Linked DNA regions of Homo sapiens: region 2 is linked to region 1. Evidence: read pairs that join two places in POLR2A ChIA-PET (ENCODE). Cell type or tissue: K562. All regions are shown on one strand. Links, peaks and the distances in the headings refer to the core of each region. The heading gives the core; the rest is flanking DNA.

Region 1 (5,386 bases), core at 227-5,226:
TCAGTGCAAAGTCTTCTAAAACTAAGAAACTACAAAACTACCGCCTGTAAATCCAAACCTTCAATAATTCTTTACCTTCAGATCTTTATATTCCAAGTTATAAATCTAAATTTTTTCTGAAAATAATTTTTATAGCCAAATCTCTGCAAATTGTATATTTGGGTCATGTTGACCAATTTGCATACAGTGAGGTTGGTTACACTCAATAACCAACACAGGTGAGGTGTGTTCTGTTCATTTTTCTGAGAGAACATGAAAATGATCAACTGTATTGCTTCATTATTGCAGTTTCACTGAATTGGTTTTACATATTCTACTTGTCTCGTCCACAGCATCTTATTTGTGGCACTTCTCTCTTTTTGGTGTGGTGCCTTGGGCATGTTGAGCTGTCAGGTAGAGAAGAGACGGTTTATGCCAGAAGTAACACTCCCATCTCTAGTTAGCTTTACTCTCTTAACTCACTGCCAGACTTACTCGTGTCCTGAAGGGGTCACTCTGGACTCTGAGAAAACTGAGAGAACAAGGTTTGAAACAGCCACACCCAGTGTGCTCAGGTAAGTGGGAGGAGACTTCATTTGTCTGGGAAATGTAGCCAGGCTCCTGCTAACTCCAAGAGGCATCACATTGGAATAAAAGCCCCTTCTTCCTTTTTTTTTTTTTTTTTTTTTTTGAGACAGAGTTTCCCTCTGTCACCCAGGCTGAAGTGCAGTGGCGTTATCCCAGCTCACTGCAACCTCTGCCTCCCAGGCTCAAGTGATTCTCGTGCCTCAGCCTCCCAAGTAGCTGGGACTACAGGTGCATGCCACCACGCCCGGCTAATTTTTGTATTTTTTTTTGTTTTGTAGAGATAGGGTTTCGCCGTGTTGGCCAGGCTGGTCTCGAACTCCTGGCCTCAAGAAATCTGCCTGCTTTGGCCTCCCAAAGTGCTGGGATTACAGGCTTGAGCCACCGCGCCCAGCCTAAAAGCGTCTTCTGACAAACAAAGGTGTGTTTTTGTTTGCTTCCCACCATTATCTATTTGTAACTGCTGATGGCTGCTAGGAAGATCAGTGGCACCTAAGTTGATTTTGCTTGATTGAGGAAACCTAGCTCATTGTAAACTCCAGGTAATGGATGGGATAGTCTTCTCTGCATTTTTTGTTTAAATTGAATTTTATTTCTGGGTGTCTATGAAGAATGCAGCCTTTGTGATCTCCTTAGGAACAGATTCTGGTTTGTACCAGGGCTATTTCCAAGAAGACAGTTCCAGGCTGGAGCCTGTGTGCCTTCCCGCTGGTTTCTTCCAGAGTCTCCTTGTGGAGAGAAAAAAAATCCCACACACAAAAAATGTACAAGGCTAGTGAGGGTGATGCTATACATATGCATTAAAGTGTAAGGCCAGCAGGTCCTCCCAGCTGTTAACTAAATGCATCAGCTCCGGGCACAATGGGTGAGCTTGTTAACCTTCCACCTCTGCTGAGGGAATTGGCAAGGGTGAAGTTGCTGGTGTCCTTTTGCATCTACAGCTATTTGTAGTACCAATAAAATGCTCATAATGGGCCCAGATGGTGATAGGGTTTGCTCATGAGCATCCTTGAACAGCATTCATATGCCTAATTGCAAAGTAAAGGAGCAACGTTTTAGTTTTTTAAATGAGAAGAATGGACTTTGGTGGAGGTCTGGATTTGAATCTGGGCTTTGCCACTTTCTAATTAAGTGACTGCTGTCAGGTTTTTGAGCTGGCTGAGTCTCAGCTTTCTCATCTGCAGGACGAGAATAGCATTAGACATCCCCAGCTCCCACGGGTGTTGTCAAGATTCATTAAGTACTGCTGGTAAGGTGTACAGCATAATGTTTTAACAAAGAGTAACTTTAAAGAATATTGATGATGAGGATGAGGAGGAGGAGGAGGGAGGAGAGTTCTCCCAAGTCCTGTGACCTGGAGACGCAGCCCCACAGAGGTAAGGTAAATGTTCCCAGGCCTCTAGCTACCTCTTCCTTGTTCCTCAGTTATTTGGATCTTTATCTGTTGAGGGCTGGTGTCCACATCTTCATCTCTTTATCAATTGCCCCTTCAGGAGGTTAGCAGCAGCCTCCGCATGAGCTCTTCTCTAATCCAAGGTCAGCAGGATGTTGACACCGTTGTTTGTGCGGCGCTTTCCCTCCACTGCGCTCTTTTGATATTTTCTTAAAATTTGATCCCTGATAGCTTGAATAGGGGCTCATCCCTGAGACTGAAACTCCATCCGAATATGTGGGTAAAGAGGTTCTTTGTACCTACTGAAAAGTGTTTTGCAGATAACTGTAGCTCTCTACTCAGGCTGTGGCTCCCACTGATGAAATATCCTATTGGTTTAGAGCCGGGGTCTGGAATCTGTCAGGCCCACTGCCTGTTTTTGTAAATAAAGTTTATCTGAAACCAGGCAGGCCCACTTTGCACATTATCTATGGCTGCCGCTCCCATAACAGTACAGGGGGGTGGCTGCATGAGAGACCATAGGGCCCCAAAGCCCACAAGGTTTACTGTCTGGGCCTTCACAGATAAAGCTGACCAACCTTCGGTTTGGAAAGCAGAAGGCTGTAGATCCTGTAGCACAGCCTAAGGACTTTGTGTTTCTGTAATTCAACATGTCATATGGGAGAGGTCTTATTTGGGAATTTAAAAAGTTTCTTTCATTAACTTTCAAGTCAAATGGTAGAAATACTGACCATTTTCTCCCCATGTTGAAATGTGGAAGCTTAAACATGCTCAGCATAGTATTTTATCAGAAGGTTTATATCAGTATATTTTTAGAAGCTTTTGTGACACCCAGTTTTCAAGTAGTTTGGCTAAATCCACTAAGCCATTAGGGTGAGTTAATAGAAGCTACTGTAAAGATCATGTCACTGGCTACTCTGTCAGCTGTCCCTGGAACTAAATGCTACAGCTGCATGCTGGTGACAGATCAGAAATAAAGCTAGATAGGGGGGTAGGAATGATAACCTGCCAAGAAAGGGAGATTAGCAGATCCCCCTATAGATGATATAGGGAAAGAAAAAGGAGGAGCAAAGGAGAACATGTTAAGCTGAAAGAGGACGCTGTGGAAACATGACAAGAATTCTCAAAGTCTTTCACAGAATGATGTTATGGTGTCCCCTAGTTGCTGTAAAATATTGGGAAGCAAACGAGTGTGGAGAATAATACTGGGACTCTGAAGGCAAGGATGAGTGAGAAATGGTTCAGGGAAGATTCGTGGCCAGGCAGGGAGGGCAGGACGTTGCATGAGGAGAGGGGGCCTCGCCAGCACTGGTATCTAGTCCTCTTCTGTTCCAAGAAACTTCGGGAGTGGAACATCCATCAGCTGGAGCTGGAAACCCTGCCCTGTGAGCTGGGTCCCCCATTTGGAGTGACAGTAATGTGTGGCCAGCAAAGGGTCACCAGCTACTGAGAGGCATCTGGGGGATACATTTTTAAAAGTTAGTTCTGTGGGCGGAAGGGTAGATGATAGGGAAGAATGAGATGATTTTGTAAAGTAAGAGGATCTAGGAGTAAGTAGGGTCTCAAGCATTGCAATGAAGAGGGTATAAAGACAGCTACCTTACGACCTTGGTTTATTGGAGAGAGAGAATGATGTTTTGTGGTGGCCAAATGCATTGCTGGTGAGGGGAATAGATTTCAGGTCCCATTTGTCGCTGCTAACAATTCATGTGAATGGGACAGTCACTCAACCTCCCACAGGCTCCGCTTTCTGTAAAATTGGGGTAAGTGGGATGGGAAAGAGGTGCGATGACATCTAGTGATGCTTCTAGATTCAAAGATGCTATTGCTTTATTTCTGTATCATATCTGCATTTAAATGTTGGTGACTCAAATCTATTGTCTATCACATATCTGTCTATCTATTCCTCAGATTATCTGTACATTTTATAAACAATTTTAAGTGCCTTCAGAATCTCTCATCTTTTCTGTTGCATGCATGGGTATTTTTGTTTTGGCTTTAAATACATTCATGAAGTTCAGTGACTCTCTTAAACACCTTGGATCTATCTATCTATCTACCTGTCTGTCTATCATCTATCTCACTTACCTACCATCTATCATCTCTCCATAATCTGTCTTGAAAAATGCTGCCATTGTTTGTTTTGCCTTAACAGGAATAAAATGCTATTTTTTTTTCTGTGATTTGAAAATGCCTTTTGCTTTTAAGAGTTCATCATTCCACACAGCTTGGTGGATGGGAAAATTCAGATTGTATGAGTTCTCTTTTGACTTCATTGTAGAGATTGAGTATATCAAGCAGGAAAAAATACATTCTAGCAAGTCACAAATAAAAAACAATAAAACATTGGGCTATTTTTTTTTAATTTACCTTGGAAAGTCACAGAATTTATGTGTTTCAGCAAAGTTGCCGCTAGAAAAGATGGGATAGTAGAACCAAGTCAAACAAAGAAAGGCTGCCCCTTCTTAAGTGCTGAGCACTGTCTCTCCGTCAGCTCTAATTCCCGTAACAACTCCAGAGCCAGGTATGATACTACTGCCATCCCCGTGTTAGGAGGAGAGTGCATTCCCAGGGAAGTTGATGAAATTGCCTGAGGAAGAAGTGTGGTGAGATCTGGACCCAGGCAGGCAGCCCCCACAGTGCTGCTCCTAACCACTGCACCACGCTGCCTCTGTCATTTCATCATGGGGGCACATGCTGACGTGACTGTAATTGCATCCTCACATTTGTGGCAGGGTTGGTGTGGCAAGTGAAAAGAGCACAGACGTGGCAGCCCCTCAGCCGTTTGCTGCCGTTTCTGCTTGCTCACCTACCAGAAGGGCAAATTCGGAAAAATGACTCCCCTTTGTTAAATGCAGACACAGTTATGCATCTTAGAGGATTGTTGTGAGGAGTAAAGAAGTTACACTTGTTAATCATCATAATGAGTGCCCAGGTAGATAATATTTTTCTTCTGTTATCCACTCGCTAGACGAGCATGTGTAGTTTTGTGTTAGGGCATGCAGTGGGAATAAAAGAAAGCTGGGCTGCAGGTATCAGCAAGTTTTCAGTTTACTTGAAAAGAAAAGAGAAAACAAATCATTCAGAATGACACATTGCATTTATCTATGCTTGTGCTTTATGTGTCTTGGAAACTAGGACCCTAAGCTGAGTTGACTTCGATAAGAATACTTTTCCTCAGATTATCTGTAAATTTTATAAACAATTTTAAGTGCCTTCAGAATCTCTAATCTTTTCTGTTGCATGCATGGATTTTTTTTTTTTGGCTTTAAATGCATTCATGAAGTTCAGTGACTCTCTTAAACACCTTGGATGTTTTTTTTTTTCTTTTTAACTGAGAAAGAGATTTGACAGAGAGAGTCTTCATCACCATTGGTTTAACCTTTAAGAAGTTTGAGATTGAGAAGCTAATACTCAGAAAATAATCTT
Region 2 (5,386 bases), core at 126-5,125, 100 kb after region 1:
CCACCAGCTCCCTCCCATGATGCATGGGGATTATGGGAACCACAATTTAAGATGAGATTTGGGTGGGGACACAGTGAAACCATACCAGGACCCAAATCCCCCTCCTGCAGCCCTGTGCCCCTTTCCATCCACAGCAAATCACAGGAGGGGAGGGTGCACACATGCCTTGGCCCTCTCCCTCGCCACTCCATGGCATACTGCAGTCAAGTTTTCATCTCCCTCACAGCCAATCTCCCCAGTTCCACTGAAACTCATCTCTGGAAAGATGCTAGTACAGCCTCCTTCCTGCTAATGCAAACAGTGCTTCTCCATCCTTACTGGATTTCCCTCTTGGCAGCAGTAAACACTGTGCAGCATTTGAATTCTTGAGTCACTCCCTTCTGTCTGCTTCCATTGGGCCACTTTCTTCTGGTTTTCTTCCTGCAAGTGTGGAAGTGCCTCTGGAGTCATTATTTTCTTCCTCTGCCTCACTTCTGGATGCACGCACCATGTGTGCCTGCAGGCCCCTGATACCCGCTCTTTACTTCTTTCTGTCACTCCCATGCCTCAAAGACTGTCTCTACTTTCTGATAACTCCCAAATCCACTGTCTCCCAATTGGCCTCTCTCTTAGAGCAAGGCACCGGAACCTGATGCCCAGTGGATGTCTCTACTTGGAGAATATCCCACAGATTTCCTAAATCAGGACGTCCCCAACTGCTGTTCCTCCAGTTCCCTTCTCAAATGAAGCACCAGGGTCCAGAGCTTCACCCTCTGCAAGGCCAATCAATGTCAATTCCTTAATATCTATAAATCCAGCTCAATTCTCTGTTTCCTTTTTCTCTACTGTAGTTCAGATAGCCATCATCTCTATTTGTTTTCTCATGAGAAAGAAATGTTCAAACCATTTTCATTATAAAAATATAACTTACATACAAGAAAGTATATAAAACAAAAATGTAAGGCCAGGCTGGGCACAGTGGCTGACACTGTAATCCCAGCACTTTGGGATGCCAAGGCAGGCAGATCACCTGAAGTCACGAGTTTGAGACCATCCTGGCCAACATGGTGAAACCCTGTCTCTCCTAAAAATACAAAAATTAGCTGGGTGTAGTGGCACGCACCTGTAATCTCAGCTACTCAGGAGGCTGAGGCAGGAGAATCGCTTGAACCTGGGAGGTGGAGGTTGCATTGAGGCAAGATCACACTACTGCACTCTAGCCTGGGTGACAAGAATGAAACTTCATCTCAAAAAAAAAAAAAAAACTAAGGCCAAATAAATTACCATAAAGTAAGCATGTTTGTAATCGTAACTTAGACCCAGGAACTGAACACTGCCTGAGGCCGTCTCACTGAACCCTTTATTATCTGCCCTTATGTCATTTCCTTCTTTCTGTAGGGTTTGTGTATAGCTTGTGTTTTTCTAACTTCCTGGAACTGGAAGTTTAGCCCACGATGTTTTGCAGTCTTCCTTCTTTTTCCTAGTGTTTGTGCTTTGTAGTTACAAAGGAATTATTTGGAGGTTTTTCTGAATTTATAAAAGATGGAGAATTATCTTTTTTACGACTGGTTTCTAACTTATCTTGTCATGAGAGCCCAAGTGTTGTATGATTTCAATCCTATGAGTTTTTGAGACTTGCTTTATGAGGTGGGATGTGGTCAGTTTTTGCAGATGTTCTCTTTATGCTTGAAAATAATGTGCATTCTGCAGATGTTGAATTCAATAATCTAGATATGTGTCCATTAGGCCAATTTGCTAATTGAGGAGTTCAAACTATATTGCACTGATTTTTCTGGTCTGCTTCTCCTAGTGGGTATTGAAAGAGGTGAGTTACAATCTCCCACTATGCTTGTGGATTTGGCCCCACTGTCATCCCTTATCTAAACACGATTGGTCCATCTGTTCTCCCTGACTCTGCTTGAGCCTCCACATGGAGCTGCATTGTCGTTCTGAAATACAAATGAGTCAGACCATTCCGCAGCTTAATTCCCCTCATTCAGGAAAGAATTCCTTAATGCCCAGGATGTATCAGGCACTGTTCCAGGTCTTAGGGATGTAGTTGTGAACCAAAAAGACAGTGTCTAAGCTGTCACAGAACTTACAAGTGGATACACAATAGAAAGACAGATAGATAGATAGATAGATAGATAGATAGATAGATACATACATACATACATACATACATACATACATACATAGATGGCTTCCTTTGTTGTTAGCAGGGTTAAGTTCTTAAGCTTATAATAAGTATTGGTCCTATTTGTTCCCTAATTACATCCACAGGCTTTTATTCTACTTAACGTCAGTTGTTTAAAGAGAATGACCCACTTTCAGTCCCTCCCAGGCCCTGTGCTGTCTTACCCTGCAGTGTGTGCACGTGTGATTTCCACTGCCCAGTCCACGCTTCCCCATCTTGTTTCCAGGCTCCTTCACACTCATGCTTCACGTCTCAGCTTAGATATTCTTTCACTAAAGAGGCCTTCCTGACCCTGTTGTCCATGTTAAGCACCTTGCTTATGAGCTCATAGAGTCCTCTGTCTTTCTGTACAACACATCACTTTATCTGAGCCCCTCACTAGTTTGTAGACTCTATGCAGTAAGGATTGTGCCTATCTCTTCCATTCTGGAATCCACAAGACACAGCATTGTCAGGAACTATATCTTGAAAGTTTGTTACATGCACATGTAGTTAAGAATGTTTCACTGCAAGGTATTATTGTTTAATATATGCTCTTAATACTTCTTAATTTTTGATATTGGAAAGTGACAGAGTTTGGGGCACATCCGTCCAGGCATTGATTCTGAGAACATTTGGATTTTTTGAGGTAGTCCGCGGATTTCTAGCACGTAGTTAATCTCTTCTTTTTGCAAAAAATCTCCTTCCTCTCCCCACCAATAATGCACATAAATGATCCAATCAAAAGGTCTTCAGAAGGTTACAAAAGGAGTTTGGTGATGGACACCTAAAAAATAAAGCAAAGCAGAAGAATCTTCTGTCATTGTGTTTTTAGAGACTTAGAGACCTTCATTGTTAATGACATTTGCATGTTCATTGTTTCAGATTTCACTAGGGACAATAATAATATGTATCTTAAACATTTAAATAGTCCGTGTGTAAAGGATTGGCTTATCAGCTTTCTGTACTTCAATTCTAGTTATCTTATAAGATAACTAGACTTTTCTAAGTTTCAGGAAATGAGGAAGACACATTTTCCTTCCCCCACCCCTGTAGCTAGAGTTGATGTGCCTCCCAGGTAAGAAGACCCACCCCTGCCTTGGCAGCCCCACCTTGGGTTTCCGCAATGAATGTTCACCATGCACAGCCCTCCCCAGCAGCATCAGTAAGTTCTGGCATGGGGCGGAGTTGGAGACTTCTCTGCCACTCTTCAGTATTCCTGTGAGCTCTGGAGAAACCTGCACACGCAGAGCGTGTGGTCTGGCCTTGGGGATTGTCTTGTCACGTGGCCTCATGCAACCGTGTTATCATGAGCCCTTCTCGTGTTTGCTGGGCTTTCTTTCACACTTTCTCCCGTCTTTTAATTTTATTTTTGACTATTGGAAAATCTGGTAGTATCTCAAAAAGGGCAACTTTGCAGTGAATTAATTTGTTATTTTAGTATCTGTAAGAAGTTAACAGAAATGCAAGTAGGAGGTGTCACTATTTTGCTTATGGTATGGATTTGATGATGCGCAGAAGCAAGTCTGACACTCCCAGGATCTTCACACGTCCACTGCACACCGCCAGCTTGCAGTTTCCACGGACATGCTCTTCAGCATTTGGCATAATTGGGAACAGTAGCCAGCGGGTATCAAATGTCAAGATAAATTGTCTACTGCTGTGTGAGCCCTGACTATGAAATTGATTCGCTATCTTTTGGGGACTGTAGTTTTGTAATAAGAACAATATAAACTTTAAAACCAATACATTTATTAGTTATGCAGGTGCTGTTCAAGTGCAAGATCAACAACTTCGGGCTATTTTGATGGATCTGTTCATTTCTGATGTGGTGAGGACCATTTCCAATGTCTTTAAAGATTAGAATTGTCTGAATCTTTACTCACATTTTTCAGAAACTGTGCCAGTTAGCCTTTGCTATGTAACAACCTACCCTAAAACAGTGCGTTGAAACAACAACTGTTTAGCTCATGGTTCAGTGGGCTGGACATTGGTGCTAGGCTCAGCTTGGCTGATTTTCTAGCTTCAGCTGTATTTAGTTTCAGCTGTGTTTGCCATGCAGCTAACTCTGGGATCAGTTTGGGGCAGCTGGCCTAGGATGGCTTCAGCTGAAATGGCTCATCTCTGCTTTTTGGCATCTCTCATTTTCTAGCAGGCTAGGTTGGGCTTGTTCACATGGTGGCTGGACATGGTGGTTCTAAGAGAATGAGTGAAATCACATAAAGCATCTTGAAGCCTAGAGTTGAAACGAATATGTTGTCATTTCTGTTGATTGTATTGGCCAAAGCAAGTCACAGGGCCAGCTTCAATTTAAGAGAAGGGGAATAGACTCCACTCCCTGACTAAAGGAGCTGCAAAGTCACATTTTAAGGGCATGGAAAAACATTTTTTAAAAGTGGAAAGATACAAGAAGGAGTGAAGGATTTGGATATCTTTGTGATTGACCACAGAGATAAATAAAACAGTTGTAATATGTAGACTTCAAGGTAAAGATGGTAAGTTGAATAAATACATTTGCTTTTGATACCTCCTAAATCCCCACTAAAATGACAAAGCATAAGTGCACAAGGACAGACAGAAAAAGAAAGGGGGGAAATTAACAAATTTTCAAAGCTAGAAACAAATGAGTGAGTGGTAGCAGAAATGAACAAAACTGATTTCTAAGCCAGCAGTAGGGAAAATCAGAAAAATCCATGATTTATAACACAGAATTACCAGCTTTTTAGGATTTAGAGATAGCATGGCCCTCTAATAATGGATACAATGTGGGAGAACAATCAGGAAGTTGAGTTTGAGGTCTGATTCAGAAATGACTGCATTCCTAGATTCCCTCTCCACGACCATGGAAGACTGGAGAGAAAGGGTGTTCTCTGGAAAGGTCACAACAGAGAGTCTTTGGACTTTCAGCAGTGTCAGGCACAGAAGGATCAGATGCCATTGAAAACAACAGGATTAAATAAAAATGAGCATATAGAATGTGTAGAGCCCCAGGACCTTTTCCTCACTTGAGTTCCAGAATAATGGCAGATACCAGACTTGTAAACTCTAGTACAGAAGATCCTTCAGTGGAGAATCAGATCAGCCCCAGAGAAAAGACCAAAAAATACTGACATCAAAGTTCTTCCATGAGCAGACCCAACCACTCACACACTCAAGGCTACCATTCAGTTTTTCACAGCCCACTCTTAAATATAAGCAGACAACCAAGGATTATTAGATATCTTAGGAAGT

The links. Peaks named below come from ENCODE experiments on the same cell type or tissue, not always from the same donor. Only the 100,000 strongest peaks of a DNase experiment are listed, where the experiment ranks them.
Region 2: POLR2A ChIA-PET joins it to region 1 with 5 read pairs; 3 of 35 experiments call an interaction of 5 or more read pairs at or near these places.

What each region holds. Positions count from the first base shown.
Region 1 is chr6:163,775,006-163,780,391 of GRCh38, forward strand. No RefSeq gene overlaps it. Among named protein-coding and RNA genes, the nearest start is that of QKI, 360 kb to the left of the region's middle. In K562, for the core only: a CTCF peak has its summit at 3,093; DNase peaks (open chromatin) are centred at 2,416 and 2,926; H3K4me3 peaks cover 798 bases.
Region 2 is chr6:163,874,659-163,880,044 of GRCh38, forward strand. No RefSeq gene overlaps it. Among named protein-coding and RNA genes, the nearest start is that of QKI, 460 kb to the left of the region's middle. In K562, for the core only: no CTCF peak of the experiment used is centred there; no DNase peak of the experiment used is centred there; H3K27me3 peaks cover 392 bases.